Regions from separate parts of the Homo sapiens genome. Here regions 1 and 3 are each linked to region 2. A link is a contact called in ENCODE Hi-C or POLR2A ChIA-PET data. All regions are on one chromosome and are shown on one strand. The core of a region is the stretch at or near the end of the contact, and the rest is flanking DNA. Distances in the headings are between cores, read along the strand shown. Region 1 holds the start of HERPUD2-AS1 (HERPUD2 antisense RNA 1). Region 2 holds the start of LSM5 (LSM5 homolog, U6 small nuclear RNA and mRNA degradation associated). Region 3 holds the start of HIBADH (3-hydroxyisobutyrate dehydrogenase).

The links. Hi-C counts contacts between places; a loop is a spot of excess contacts on that map. ChIA-PET counts read pairs that join two places held with the same protein, here RNA polymerase II (POLR2A). Pooled maps may share reads with other maps.
Region 1: a loop to region 2 is called in a map of ascending aorta, with 6 times the contacts of the local background. The contact joins the promoter of HERPUD2-AS1 here to the promoter of LSM5 in region 2. A Hi-C loop is called at or near these places in 2 of 168 maps with a recorded cell type or tissue (ascending aorta and naive thymus-derived CD4-positive, alpha-beta T cell) and 13 of 50 pooled maps. POLR2A ChIA-PET finds 5 or more read pairs at or near these places in 1 of 52 experiments (HCT116).
Region 3: a map of naive thymus-derived CD4-positive, alpha-beta T cell shows a loop between it and region 2 (10-fold over the local background). The contact joins the promoter of HIBADH here to the promoter of LSM5 in region 2. A Hi-C loop is called at or near these places in 1 of 168 maps with a recorded cell type or tissue (naive thymus-derived CD4-positive, alpha-beta T cell), 1 of 37 single-sample maps with no recorded cell type and 13 of 50 pooled maps. POLR2A ChIA-PET finds 5 or more read pairs at or near these places in 1 of 52 experiments (WTC11).

What each region holds. Positions count from the first base shown.
Region 1 is chr7:35,693,651-35,697,808 of GRCh38, forward strand. HERPUD2-AS1 (HERPUD2 antisense RNA 1) reads left to right here and starts at 1,556. Exons shown (of 1, transcript NR_136255.1): 1 at 1,556-4,158. It overlaps HERPUD2 (HERPUD family member 2), which reads right to left and starts at 1,485. Exons shown (of 9, transcript NM_022373.5): 1 at 1,151-1,485; 2 at 534-977. The coding sequence starts at 680. RefSeq lists an enhancer at 624-1,511 and a silencer at 954-1,363.
Region 2 is chr7:32,489,005-32,493,380 of GRCh38, forward strand. It overlaps LSM5 (LSM5 homolog, U6 small nuclear RNA and mRNA degradation associated), which reads right to left and starts at 1,376. Exons shown (of 5, transcript NM_012322.3): 1 at 1,316-1,376; 2 at 245-340. The coding sequence starts at 1,361. RefSeq lists an enhancer at 1,279-1,328.
Region 3 is chr7:27,661,471-27,665,860 of GRCh38, forward strand. It overlaps HIBADH (3-hydroxyisobutyrate dehydrogenase), which reads right to left and starts at 1,413. Exons shown (of 8, transcript NM_152740.4): 1 at 1,228-1,413. The coding sequence starts at 1,318. The region is part of intron 2 of LOC105375211 (a long non-coding RNA gene); the gene reads left to right. RefSeq lists an enhancer at 1,150-1,967 and a silencer at 1,183-1,602.

The DNA of each region.
Region 1 (4,158 bases), core at 306-2,805, 3.2 Mb after region 2:
TCTTTGAGACAGAGTCTCACTGTGCCACTCAGGCTGGAGGGCAGTGGTGCGATCTTGGCTCACTGCAACCTCCGCCTCCCGGGTTCAAGCGATTCTCCTGCCTCAGCCTCCTGAGTAGCTGGGATTACAAGCATGCGCCACCACGCCCAGCTAATTTTTGTATTTTCAGTAGACATAGGGTTTCACCATGTTGGTAAGGCTGGTCTCGAACTCCTGACCTCGTGATCCGCCCGCCTTGGCCTCCCAAAGTGCTGGGATTACAGGTGTGAGCCACCGCGCCCGGTCTTTGCCTGCCAATTCTTAAGTCCCTTGATATTTCTGCTTCCTCTTACTAATTAACTGAACCTCATCAGGAAAATATTAATGATGGTTCGAACACTCAGGAGACACAACCTCAGAACTCAAAATACCTCGCGGTCTACCAAAAGAGACCTATTTGATTCAAGACTGGAGGGGAGAAGCAGGAAAAAGGAGGGTACACGGCACGAAAAGCTGCTGGTCAGAGCAGCTGCCCCCAGCTTTTACACACTTACTGGTTTGCTAGGGTAAACGTTAGATAGATGCGTTTTTAGTTTCCCCACGGTCCAGTTCAAGAAGCAGCTAATAGTCTGGTCACTGTATTTCTGATTCGGTGCTTTAATGATGAGGGTCACAGGAATCTCCATCCCACTTTGGTCCATGGTGCCCCCAAAGTCAGACAGAGTCCAGAGGAGCGGCAGTTAAGCCCAAAAGAGCCGAGATGGTCACCGCCGGCGCGACTGGGATGAGGACAGAAGTGAGTTCTTAGTATTCCGTGTCCAAGTCAGTTACAAGTGCACTGGAGGATACGAAGCCCATTGCCGGTACCAAGGATGGACTGAGGTGGTGGCGACTGCGACGGTGGGGTCTGGGTGCCCGGCCGTGGAGGCAGCTCTCCCCGCCAGGTCCGGGCTCCGCCGGGCTCCGGACTGTGGAGGCCGTCGTGAGGAGAAAGGAAGCTATACGAAGGAAGGGTGGGAGGGATGAGGGCACAACGGCCGGCCCGGGGTCACTGCCCCGCCCCACCGCGACCCCCAAGCTGGAACGCAACAAGGCCCCTACGCCACGGCCCCGCGGTGCGGATCGGGGAAGCAGCTGGGCCGCTCAGGGCGGTCAGCGGGCACTGGGGTACCTGAGAGAAGGCCGCGGGGCCCGCCACCGCCGCCCTCCGCGCCCAGGCAGGGCCGCCAGCCACACCGTCCGGCCAGGCGTTTTCCGTGGCAGCCGCTCCCTTCCTGCTGCGCGGCGACCGGCACGGCCCAGCCCCGGGTCTCGCGAGGAGGCGCGGGTGAAAGGGAGAGAAGCTGACCGAAGGCGCGGCCCGGCTCTCCGCCTGACCCCTCAGTCTGGACAGCGCAGGGTGGCGGCAAGGCAGGGCTGGGCCGGGGGCGGCCCAGGCGACTACAGGTAGCAGGAGGGCGGGGACGAGAGCCGTTGCGCCACCGCTGGCGCGCCGGTTTTGTTGTTATTGCGAGGATTGTCTGGGGCCCCTTTAAGCCGGAACAGGCAGGGCGGAAGTGCGTCACCGGCGGCACGCCCCTGCACATGGACCTCCCCCGTCCCCGCCATCCCTGCCGATCCTGTTGCTGCCGCCTTCCCGCCGTGCTCGGGCTGCCCGGGACTCTAGCCGCCAGGCTTCGCGTCGCCCAGCGGCAGATCGGGCTCCTGGGAGCCTCTCCCCTGGCCGTTTGCTCGGCCTCGGCCCCAGCTGCCCTGGGGCCTAGCCACTAGCTCCCCTGGCGCTAGCCTACCCTGTCTTGACCGCACCCTGAAGATTTGGGAAGTCTTTCTCCATCCCAAGAGTCGTCTCTGCAAAAGTTGGTGTCCTTCCTGGTGCTGAACCACGCTTCTGCTCAAAATGTGTTGAGCGTCGTCTGTCTGCAAAGCACGGTGCCAGGAGCTTTGGTGGAGAAGGCATGGGGTACATGTGTAAAGAGTACAGGCTTTTGGTTAAACCTGAAGTCCTCCTCTACTTTCTGGGGGACCCTGGCCGTCCTTGCTGAGCCTCCGTTGACTTCTCTAATGGGGACGGTAATGCCTACCTGACCACAAGCTGATGAGTAAATGAGCTATGAGTGCAAAGTGTGGTGCAGTTCTGGCGTGTGCCAGCCTCTCAAGTGTCAGTTTCCGTCTCATTCCTCTTAATCTTCACTAAAATGGACAAGTATTCATTGAGCACCTAATGCGTGTTCAGTATGGTGGGAGATGAGGGATGACAGTATTATTTTTCTATTTTATAGGTTAGACATAGAACAAAAGGTTGAGTCTATTGCCCATAGCCGAACTTTTCTTCATTTTCTACTGTGGTTTAGAAGTCGGTATAGTAAGTTAAGGGTTGTTAGATGTGCATTTTCACAGCTCCCAGCTTCCACTTAGGAGTAGATAACATAGGGGACTTTGCGAGCTGGTCTCTTTCCCTCTTAGCTTCAGAAGGGCTTCGAGGTAGCCACCACTGAATTAGTTGAGAGACAAGGCACCCCTACGGAGGAAATCTCAACTGCACAACCCCTACTGTGCCCCAATTCAGCAGGAAGCAGTTAGAGCGGTGGTCAAACCTCCCCAATAGCACTTGGGTTTTCCTGTTGAGAGGGGGTACTGAGAGACAGGACTAGTTGGATTTCCTAGGCTGGCTAAGAATCCCTAAGCCTAGCTGGGAAATTGACCACGTCCACCTTTAAACACGGGGCTTGCAATTTAGCTCACACCCGACCAATCAGGTAGTAAAGAGAGCTCACTAAAATGCTAATTAGGGAAAAACAGGAGGTAAAGAAGTAGCCAATCATCTATCGCCTGAGAGCACAACAGGAGGGACAATGATCAGGATATAAACCCAGGCATTCAAGCCAGCGGTGGCTACCCTCTTTGGGTCCCCTCCCTTTGTATGGAAGCTCTGTTTTCACTCTATTAAATCTTGCAATTGCACACTTTTCTGGTACGTGTGTGTCACAGCTCAAGCTGAGCTTTCGCTCACCGTCCACCACTGCTGTCTGCCGCTGTCACAGACCCACAGCTGACTTCCATCCCTCTGGATCCAGCGAGGCGCCCATTGCTGCTCCTGATCGGGCTAAAGGCTTGCCCTTGTTCCTGCAGGGCTAAGTGCCCAGGTTCGTCCTAATCTAGCTAAACACTAGTCACTGGGTTCCACGATTCTCTTCCATGACCCACAGCTTCTAATAGAGCTATAACACTCGCCGCTTGGCCCAAGATTCCATTCCTTGGAATCCATGAGGCCAAGAACCCCAGGTCAGAGAACACAAGACTTGCCACCATCTCGGAAGTGGCCCGTCACCATCTTGGAAGCGACCTGCCACCATCTTGGGAACTTGGGGAGCAAGGACCCCCAGTAACATAGTGACCAGGAGGAAATTCTTCCTCTCAACAGCTAATGCAGCAGGATCTCTTACACCGTACCCTCCCTCACCTTGCTCTTGCTCTTCATGGTAGAACACGTACCATATCTTAGCTGTACTCTATCAACTGCGCATCTGAAGTAAAGAGTGAAGTCTTCTTTGTTTCCAGTCATGGAGCAACAACTTGCTATGATACTGGCCTTCTGTAGCTGACTCTTCTTTGTCTACCCAGGCACTCTAATGGAACTTTAATTCTAGCTAAAGTTATTTTCTCAGACTCCTTTGAAGCAAGGGGCAGCCATTTGACACACTTCAAGCCAATGAGTTGAATGTTGAACTTATTGCTGAGGCTTCTAAGAAAGCATATAGATGGAAGGGCTCTGCGAATCAGAGCTCATCTTTGCCCTACACCTGTCTTCCAGGAGGAACGTGAAGAGCTACAGCACTCATAGTTCAGTCATGAAACAACAAACAGGAGAACAATGGCCTGCATTCCAAGGATGGCAGAGCAGAAAACTGTAAAGAGGCTGGGCATTTGATGGCATTGTGGTGCCACCAGACAAGCCCTAAGCTATCTTCCCTAAGACTTCTTGTTTTGGGTCAAATTCCTGTTTAAGCCAGGAAGTTTTCACAACCTTCACCACCCAGTCCTGCAGCTGTTGTCTCATGCTTGTGACTCAGACTTCCAGGAATCCTTTAGAAGTGATGTGGTGATCTCGTTTGGCACTATGCAATGTACACTATTAATGAAGGTACCCTAATAATTATAAATATTAAGACAGAATGTGCA
Region 2 (4,376 bases), core at 126-2,625:
GTGAGCCACTGGGCTCGCCTGTTCAGTTTTAATTACAATGTTTAATACAATGGCTCAAATTCAAAATGCTTGTTGTTGATAGGAACTTTACCGTCTTTCAATACATACCTCTTAAAACATTATCATAAGTTCCCTGAGAATGAACTGATTTTTATTATAATAATCACAAATATACTGATTGTCTATAGTTCTTATGTTATTACTTAAGAAAAACCTATACCACCACCACCTTTTAAAAGGATACTGACAAAGTCATCAAATCCTAGAAGAGTACCAACAATTTCCTTATCACTCTTCATCACGATGTGAATTCTTGATCCTATACATTTGTCCACAAGCTCTGAGGAGGGAAAAAATATTATTTTACCATTCATTATTTCAACAAATATTTGAGTGCCTACTGGCACTCTTACTTGCATATAGTGAAAGAAAAACCAGGAAAAACATTCATTCAATAACTTTAGGTCTTATAATACAAATCTCAGTTCAAGCACAGCATCTGGCACATAATGAGCCTTCCAAAAGAGTCTGTGGCATGAAGGAATGAAAACTTTTCAATCACGGCCACGACCACTAGTTCAATCACTCTTCACCAACTACAAAAATATAAGAGGAGATAGGTATAATTATATTCACCGGAAACTCTCCGGTCACTGCTTCCCTTTCCCAACTCTGTCTATCCTCTGTGCTCTGACGGTAGCTTGAACATCTCTTTAGCTAGCCTAGCATTATGTGGCATGATGTCTACTTGTCCAGTGTTCTCTCCTCCACTGGCTTGTGTGCTATTTGAAGGCAATGGCTATGGTTTATCATTGAAAAATGCCCAGGCACGGTATCTAGTGTATAGATACTCAGTTACTACTTATTGAATGAATAAATAACAAACAGAGCTGGTTTCCAGATTCCTCATTTAAGGCTCATTCCGGACCAGGGTGTTAGTGTCACTAACCAACCACATACATAACATGGTCTATCTAATCTGGGGATCGTAAACGCCAGGCTGAGAAGTAGGCCTACTACCTATAACACTGCAGAGGCGGGCTCACAACAAAGTAGGCCGACGACGCGTTCACTAAATGTGGACCTTTTCCAGTGAAGGTCTGGTTTGAGAAGTCAAAGTCCTTGCCTGGAGGAGCCCGACCACGTTAAAGAGCAGGTGCGGCCTGCTGTCGCGAAGACTTGGAGCTCAGAGTCGAACCGCATTTGGTCTTATACATTTCCCCACACTCGGCCAGGGCCTGCCTCGGAACAGCCCCTCGGCCCCCAATCCTGAATGTCAGCTCCCTGTTCCTGCTCCCCAAAGGACGGCGATTACCTAAGGGCAGCAGCTGCGACGGGTTGGTAGTAGCGTTAGCCGCCATGGCTACGCCGGAAGTGGCCTGCCTTCATTGATGGTGGGACGACTTTGAAAAGCGCGCTTCCGCTTTTTCCGCAGCCCAAACAGGCTCGACCAATCTGAGGCCGAGCGCACGATCTAGTCAGCTGCGTGGGTCGCGTTCACTGGCTTTTTTCCCCGGCAAGTGAGATCCGGTGAAATATTTCCTGCCCACTGGACATTTTACCATCTCGGCAGATACCCATAATGCCCTTGAAGTTTTGGAGAGACGTTGAAGATATTTTGCCTTGTGAATAAATTGTTCCTGTAACGTTTGAGTCTTCTTCCCCCGTAAAGTTGCATTTCCTCTCAAGCCAGAATCTTCAAACCAGTATAAATCAATTCGTATTTCCTGCCATCAATTAACTGTTACAATTTTCGTTACAACTACTCATTAAGGAATCTATTGTTTCTTTTTAAAGTCCAGTGGATTGAAAATCTGCAACTAGCATTTTTTAAAATTTTTCTTTAGTGAGGATTTAAGATATGTTTTTTAAACTTTTTACTACTTTAATTCATCGTTCTTATCTTTTTATGTCTGGTAGTCTTATTTATTATAGGCTTTTAAATTCAGTTTCTTCAACAATTCTTGTCTCACAGGCAACCACCAGATGTCACTCTAAATTATTCCAGAAGTGTAAAATCATGCTTTCCACTTCTGTGTTGAAAACAGCAAAGTATCGGCCCTAGTCTGTTTTATATTTGTATCCTAGGAACTTAAACCTGAACAGTCTAGGTCAGGCGCAGTGGTAACGACTGTAATCCCAGCACTTTGGAAGGCCGAGGCGGGCGGATCACCTGAGGTCAGGAGTTCGAGACCAGCCTGGCCAACATGGGTGAAACCCCGTCTCTACTAAAAATACAAAAATTAGCTGGGCGTGGTGGCGTGCGCCTGTAGTCCCAGCTACTCGGGAGGCAGAGGCAGGAGAACTGCTTGAACCCGAGAGGCAGCGGTTGCAGTGAGCCTAGATCATGCAACTGCACTCCAGCCTGAACAACAAGAGCGAAACTCCATCTCAAAAAAAAAAAAAAAAAAAGCTAAACAATAAACATGAGCGGCCACAAAGAACGTCATTCATTCATACAACAAATGGTCATTAAGCACCCATCATTCCTTCATAGACTGAGTTCCTCAAGGCTGAGAATTATGGGAAGCAGTAGTTTACGTGATTAAATTTCTTCATTTTGAATTAAATGACTTTGGTTCAAATTCCATGGTCAGTTATTTGACAATGGGCAAGTTATTTTAACTTTTTAAGTCTCAATATACCCATTGGAAAAAATGGGGACAACAGTATCTACTCATAAGATTAATGTGAAGATTAATTGAGATAATCTATGAAAAGTGGTCAGCATAGGACCTGGCACATAGCCCTTTTAAACATGAGCTGTTATTACTTATCCTTGTTTTCTAATACATGATGTCTGGCTCAGAGTGAAGCTACATAAAGCTAGCATTGCTAGCTGGTTTTGCATTCATCTTATTTTTATAACCAGACATAAGCCACTTTAAGGAAGCAATTTCTTATTTTATACACTGTGCACACTACATTTTCAGGCACACTGTAGGGCGCCTAATGAATATTCTTTAAATTGATTCTCACTATTTCATTCACACCCATCAACATTCTCCTTACTCTTCATAAGATTTTAAATACGAAGTAATGCCAGATTTGTTTGTGACGCTTCTTTCTTTCTCTTTCTCTTTTTTTCTTTTTGTCCAATCCTCATTTGGTTGAAAACCACCTCTTTTCCTGGTTTTCCTTTTCTATTCCTATTTTATTTTCCCCATACCATACTGACAGTATGGGAGAATTCAAAACATTGTTGTTATTTGATAGAGTTTTTAAAAATTAGAAAAATAGGCTGGGCACAGTGGCTCACGCCTATAATCCCAACACTTTGGGGGCCGAGGTGGGCGGATCACGAGGTCAAGACATGAAGACCATCCTGGCCAACATGGTGAAACCCCATCTCTACTAAGAATACAAAAATTAGCTAGGTGTGGTGGCACACGCCTGTAGTCCCAGGTACTCAGGAGGCTGAGGCAGGAGAATCGCTTGAACCTGGGAGGCAGAGGTTGCAGTGAGCCAATCGTGCCACTGCACTCCAGCCTGGCGACGGAGTGAGACTCCATCTCAAAACAACAACAACAAAAAAAAAACAGAATAAACATTAGCAATTTTGAATGCCACTAATAAAGAATAAAGAAAATCTCTTTAGAATCTGAAAAAAGGAACGATATATAGTTCACTTACATAGTAGAGTTAATGGGGATTTCAGGGAGTGGTATTTTTATTATTTTCTCTCCTGAGGCAAGACACAAAAAGGAAGAACAGGCCAATTCCAAATGGAGAGTTGTTATGAACTTGAAAATATGTCATAGCTCTATGTCTCAAGGATTTTTCTCCCTTTAAGTCTTAAGTAGAAGACGTAAAATAGAATTTATAATTTATCATAAAATACATGTAACTACCAAAGGCTCTTCCATGTATTATATGTTCAGAAAGGCATTTCTAATTTTCTCCCTCGAGTTAAATTAGAAATTTTATTATTTTCCCAATAGACATTTGTCCTTGTGGACAATATCTTGTTAATGAATTTATTCTACATTAATACAACTCATTTAAAACATAATGTAAGATGTGCATGGTGGCAGGCAACTGTAGCCCCAGCTACTTAGGAGGCTGAGGCAGGAGGATCCCTTGAGCCCAAGAGTTTGAGGCCAGCCTGGGCAACATAGCAACACCCCATCATATTTTATTTATTAATTTAGAGACAAGACCTCACTCTGTTACCCAGGCAGGAGTACAGTGGTGTGCTCGCGGACTCAAGCAATCCTCCCATCTCAGCCTCCTGAGAAGCCAGTACCACAGGCGCGTGCTACCAAGTCTGGCTATTTATTTTTTATTATTTTTTGTAGAGATGAGGTCTCATTACATTGCTCAGGTTGGTCTCGAACTCTTGGACTCAAGTGATCTACCCACCCTGGCCTCCCAAA
Region 3 (4,390 bases), core at 163-2,662, 4.8 Mb before region 2:
CCAGCTACTCGGGAGGCTGAGGTGGGAGGATCACCTGAGCCCAGGAGGTCGAGACTGCAGTGAGCAGTGTGACTGGGCCACTGCACTCCAGCCTGGGCGACAGAGACCCTGTCTCAAAAAAAAAAAAAAAAAAAAAAAAGGGCGGGGGGCCAAGGGGCTCAAATCCTAACCCACTATTTTTTTTTTAAGCAAAGATTAGAAAAAATTAATGCCAAGGTTTTTTTTGTTATTAATCCTCAGTATGATCTTGCTAAACGATGCATTGTTACAACTCTCAAACTTTCAGTTTGAGGAAGACAACGGCAGTGCCCCCACAAATCAACCAATTTTTCAATTAAAGAGGAGTCCTGGTGTGATAGAAAGTTAAGGAATTAGGAACAACTGATAACAACTTTCTAGGTCTTGCTGGGAATATCCTGATTCACTCATCCAAGGGGCCTCATGTCCCTCGTGCGGAGTATGAAAGACTGTATTAGATCTCCGTGGATCTTCATCCTGGCTCTAAAAACTGCCTCTTTGTAAGTTCATGGCTAGCTTCCACAATTTACCATGGTATGAGAGGAGGGAGGCAGGATTAATTCTGCCCACAATCTTGAGGACGCTGAACGTGTTTTGGTTCATAATTTGACAAAAATGACATTTTTTTAGGTTACAGTAGAGGGGGGAAGCCCGTCTTGCTGGTCAAGGGTGACTGAAACTTTGCTGAAAGACTTACTGCCTGGCTTGTACAGCCACCGCTTGTGTAATAAGGCCATCCCCTCGGACTCAGGTGGTTAAACATCAGGCCCTGCTGCCCAAGTGTGTCCCCAACCCAAGGTGCACCCTGGGGGCGCTGAAAGACCAGGGGTCGCTGGGGTGAGTGCGGGTTGCTCCTGGAGTTGGGCGCTCCAAACGTCCTCGGAGTCCTAACTCCAAAGCAGCATGCCGGGGTCCCAAATACTCTCTTCTCTTCAGCCCAAGCTCTTCCCCACCTCTTCCTAAATCCCGAAAAGGGCGCTGAACCCGTTCATCAGGAGCCCGGGAGAAAGGGAGGGAAGGCAGAGGGGGGTACTCGCGGAGTGAGTGGCGGCCGCAGAAAAGGACAGGCCTTTAGTACCAGCCAAAATATTGTTTTTTAAGCCCCAGCCCAACCGCAGGGCCTCCCGAGAAAAGACTTCTTCGGCCGTCTGGACAGAAGAAGCGAGCGGCCGAAAGAAGGACAAGGGGGAGGAGGCGTGAGGTCCTTACCCGCTGCAAAGCTGCCGGCTGCCGGCCGCAGCCGCCGGCTCCAGTACCGGAGACCGGAGGCAGCTCCGAGGAGCCGTAAGGAGGCTGCCATGCTGCGCCCGCCCCTCTCCCCGCGGTGACCTCCGCCGCCTCCCGGAGGGCCCACAGACTGCGAGCGTGTGCAGCGGGACTGGCTGGCTCGCCCACGGAGAAGGGCGCGCGCGCACGCGCTCTCACCGCTCGGGGGCGGGTGCCCACGCGCGAGGGAAGGAGCGCGGAGCCGAGAGGAGCGGCCTGACGCGGCAGGGCCTGTCAATCCCTTTACGGACAGGGAAGCAGACCAATCAGAATTCCCAGGTCCGCAGCTGTGCGAAGGACCAATAAGAGGCCTTTTTGAACAGTGACGCCAGGCGCCCTGGCGCTGCCCCCAAGCTCGTGCCTCATTTACAGCCTGCGGGCGGGAGTCTCCTTGTTTACCAAAGCAGAGGGCGTGTGGGAGGCGGGGGCCGTCGCTCGCTCCCGCCTCCTCGGAAACCTTGTCCCCACAACCGCTGCGTGTTAAAAAGGACAAAACTGACTCGCAGCTTGAAAAACACTCAGAAAGCTACCATGTGTGTAATAACTTTTAAATTCATTTGATTTTACTTAACACAACAGTTTCTCAATACTAAAAATAGTAGGAAAAGAAGTTGGTAACATTATCTTTGAAGGGAAGAGTTACTAGAAACTTGCACTTTCTATTTCAAGGCATATTTCTCTAATCTTTGAAAATTCTACACCCTAAATCCATTTTGTAAGCAAAACTAAATATAAAATCCAGAAAGTAGTAGTATATGTATGTGTATTAGAAAGACCTTTTTTTTTTTTGGAGACGGAGTCTCTCTGTCACCCAGGCTGGAGTGCAGTGGCGCGATCTCGGCTCACTGCAATCTCCGCCTCCCGGGTTCAAGTGATTCTCCTGCTTCAGCCTCCGGAGTAGGTGAGGTGGGACTATAGGCCTGCGTGCGCCACCACACCCGGCTAATTTTTTTGGCACTTTGAGTAGAGGCGGGGTGTCGCCATTTTGCCTAGGCTGGTCTCAAACTCCTGGCGTCAAGTGATCCGCCCGCCTCGGCCTCCCAAAGTGCTGGTTATTACAGGCGTGAGCCACTGCGCGGTGCAGAGAGACAGACATTTAGTCATTCTTCTGTCAATGCTTAGTGTACATATTTGAGTCTGTAAACCCCTTGGGGGTAATTGCAGGCCTTCTCATCTCCACTGACTCCACCAAAGGGTTGGAAGCCATGACCACACCAAAGCAAGACTATAGCCTTTGGAGAATGGCAATACAGCAGGAAAGAGAATGTGTATGGAGTAGCTAGGGAAATGCGAACCCCAATCTAAGTAGCACAATCAACAAAATTTGACTTTGACCTTTTTTTCAACTCAGTAACCCATGGAGTTGAAAGCAAAGGAATTGGATCATTTCCATCTGGGCTCTTTTCATGTTTCTGGGCATGCTGGCAACGTTTCCAAAAACTTAAAAACTTGTACAGAGTGCAAGGTCCCTATCTGTAACTGGGAGGAAGTTAATGCCCTTCTTTGACCATCACTCCACCCCAACCCTCTACCCAACACTAAATGAAAAGAAGGAAGGAAAGGGACGAAGGGAGGGAGGGAGAAAAAACTCATTTCAACAATTAGACCTTCTCCTAGATTTGGGTCCCCACCCCTACTAGGGGTAAATTAGTTTCTGGAGCATTTCCCACCTGTGCCTCTCTTCCTGGTTTCGTCAGGTTTTAGCTGGAATAGATCTCCTGCAGGCAACAAATGTGGGCCTACAGGTTTCTTTTTCTTTTTCTTCCTCCAGCACTACAGGTTTCTATAATTAACTCCTGAACTGCAATTGGTCTTTCAACTGTGTCTCCTCCAAGAAGCCCTGCATTGTCTTCTCCAACAATGTCTCCTCCAAGAAGCCCTACATTGATTCATAAACTAAGGAATTTTCATAGGTTTCCATGATTTTAAAGAAGCGTTATGAATTTTTAAGTAATTCTTACTGTTTGAAGGTGCTTGCAGATATTATTGTACTGGCAAATGCAGTTCCTGCCTATGGCTGGTTAGCTTTCTTCATTTGATTGCCCTCCTGATGCCCTTGTTTGAAAGGCACTGCAACTCCTCCCTGAGTCTTTGCCACGCATTTTTGTTTGTAATTGTTTCAATGCCTTATAGTGGCCCCTGACTTCCGCTTCCAGGAAGATGGAGTAGATAGGTTTCTCCCTATTCTTCTAAGTACAACTAAAAACTCAACATTATATATAAGATAAACATAGGGAGACTTTGAAAGGTGGAGAGAAGTCACACTGGCTAGGGTCCAGAGAGCAACACGGTGGGAAGTTCCTTGGGTTTTCATGTAGCCTTATATACCCCAAACTGGGTGCTGGAGAAGCCAAAACCAGAAACCCCAAAATGCCAGGAAGCATAGATAGACAAAAAGTGCCCCAATAAAAGGCTGCTCTTTCTAGCCAAGTGATGAAAAAGGAGTGGCCTAGCAAGAAAGGAAACATTTAGAAGATAATCACTCCACTGTAGACAAACAATACACACATACATACACACACTGACCCCACCCCATAAAGCAAAGGCTGAGTTGGGAGCCTAGACTTCCACACTCTCCAGGTTGTGATGAGACACCCCAGCATCCTAACACCCCAATCGCTCTACTCCTCAACCCCTCTAAGGTGATGTCAGAGAAAACCAAAGAGAGGTATGGGATTTTCATCTTCAACTGGGCAGTAACAAGTAATCCTCCACACACATCCTTCCCTACTCTCAGTGTCACTGGAAACCACAGGGCGACCCTGGATTTCCACTCCTACCTTACAGTGGTGAGGTACCCCTCCCTTTCCCTGCTTAGATGGTGTAATTGGAGGTGTATTGGAGAGTCAGAGCTTTCATCACTGCCCAATGGTAAGGATGTCACACCCCTTCCCCTCCATGGTGTCACTGGAGGCTACATGGGGGCAGTAAGGAGCCATTCCAAGCCCTCTCAACTAGGGAAGTATCAGTGGACAACTAGTGGGGAGCTGAAACTCCCACCATTGCCCAGCAGTAACAAGGAACCACCCACCCTTGGTGTCAACAGAGGTGGAATAAGGAACCTAGACTTCTACTACCAGTTGCCATTTACAAGTTGATGCCCCCT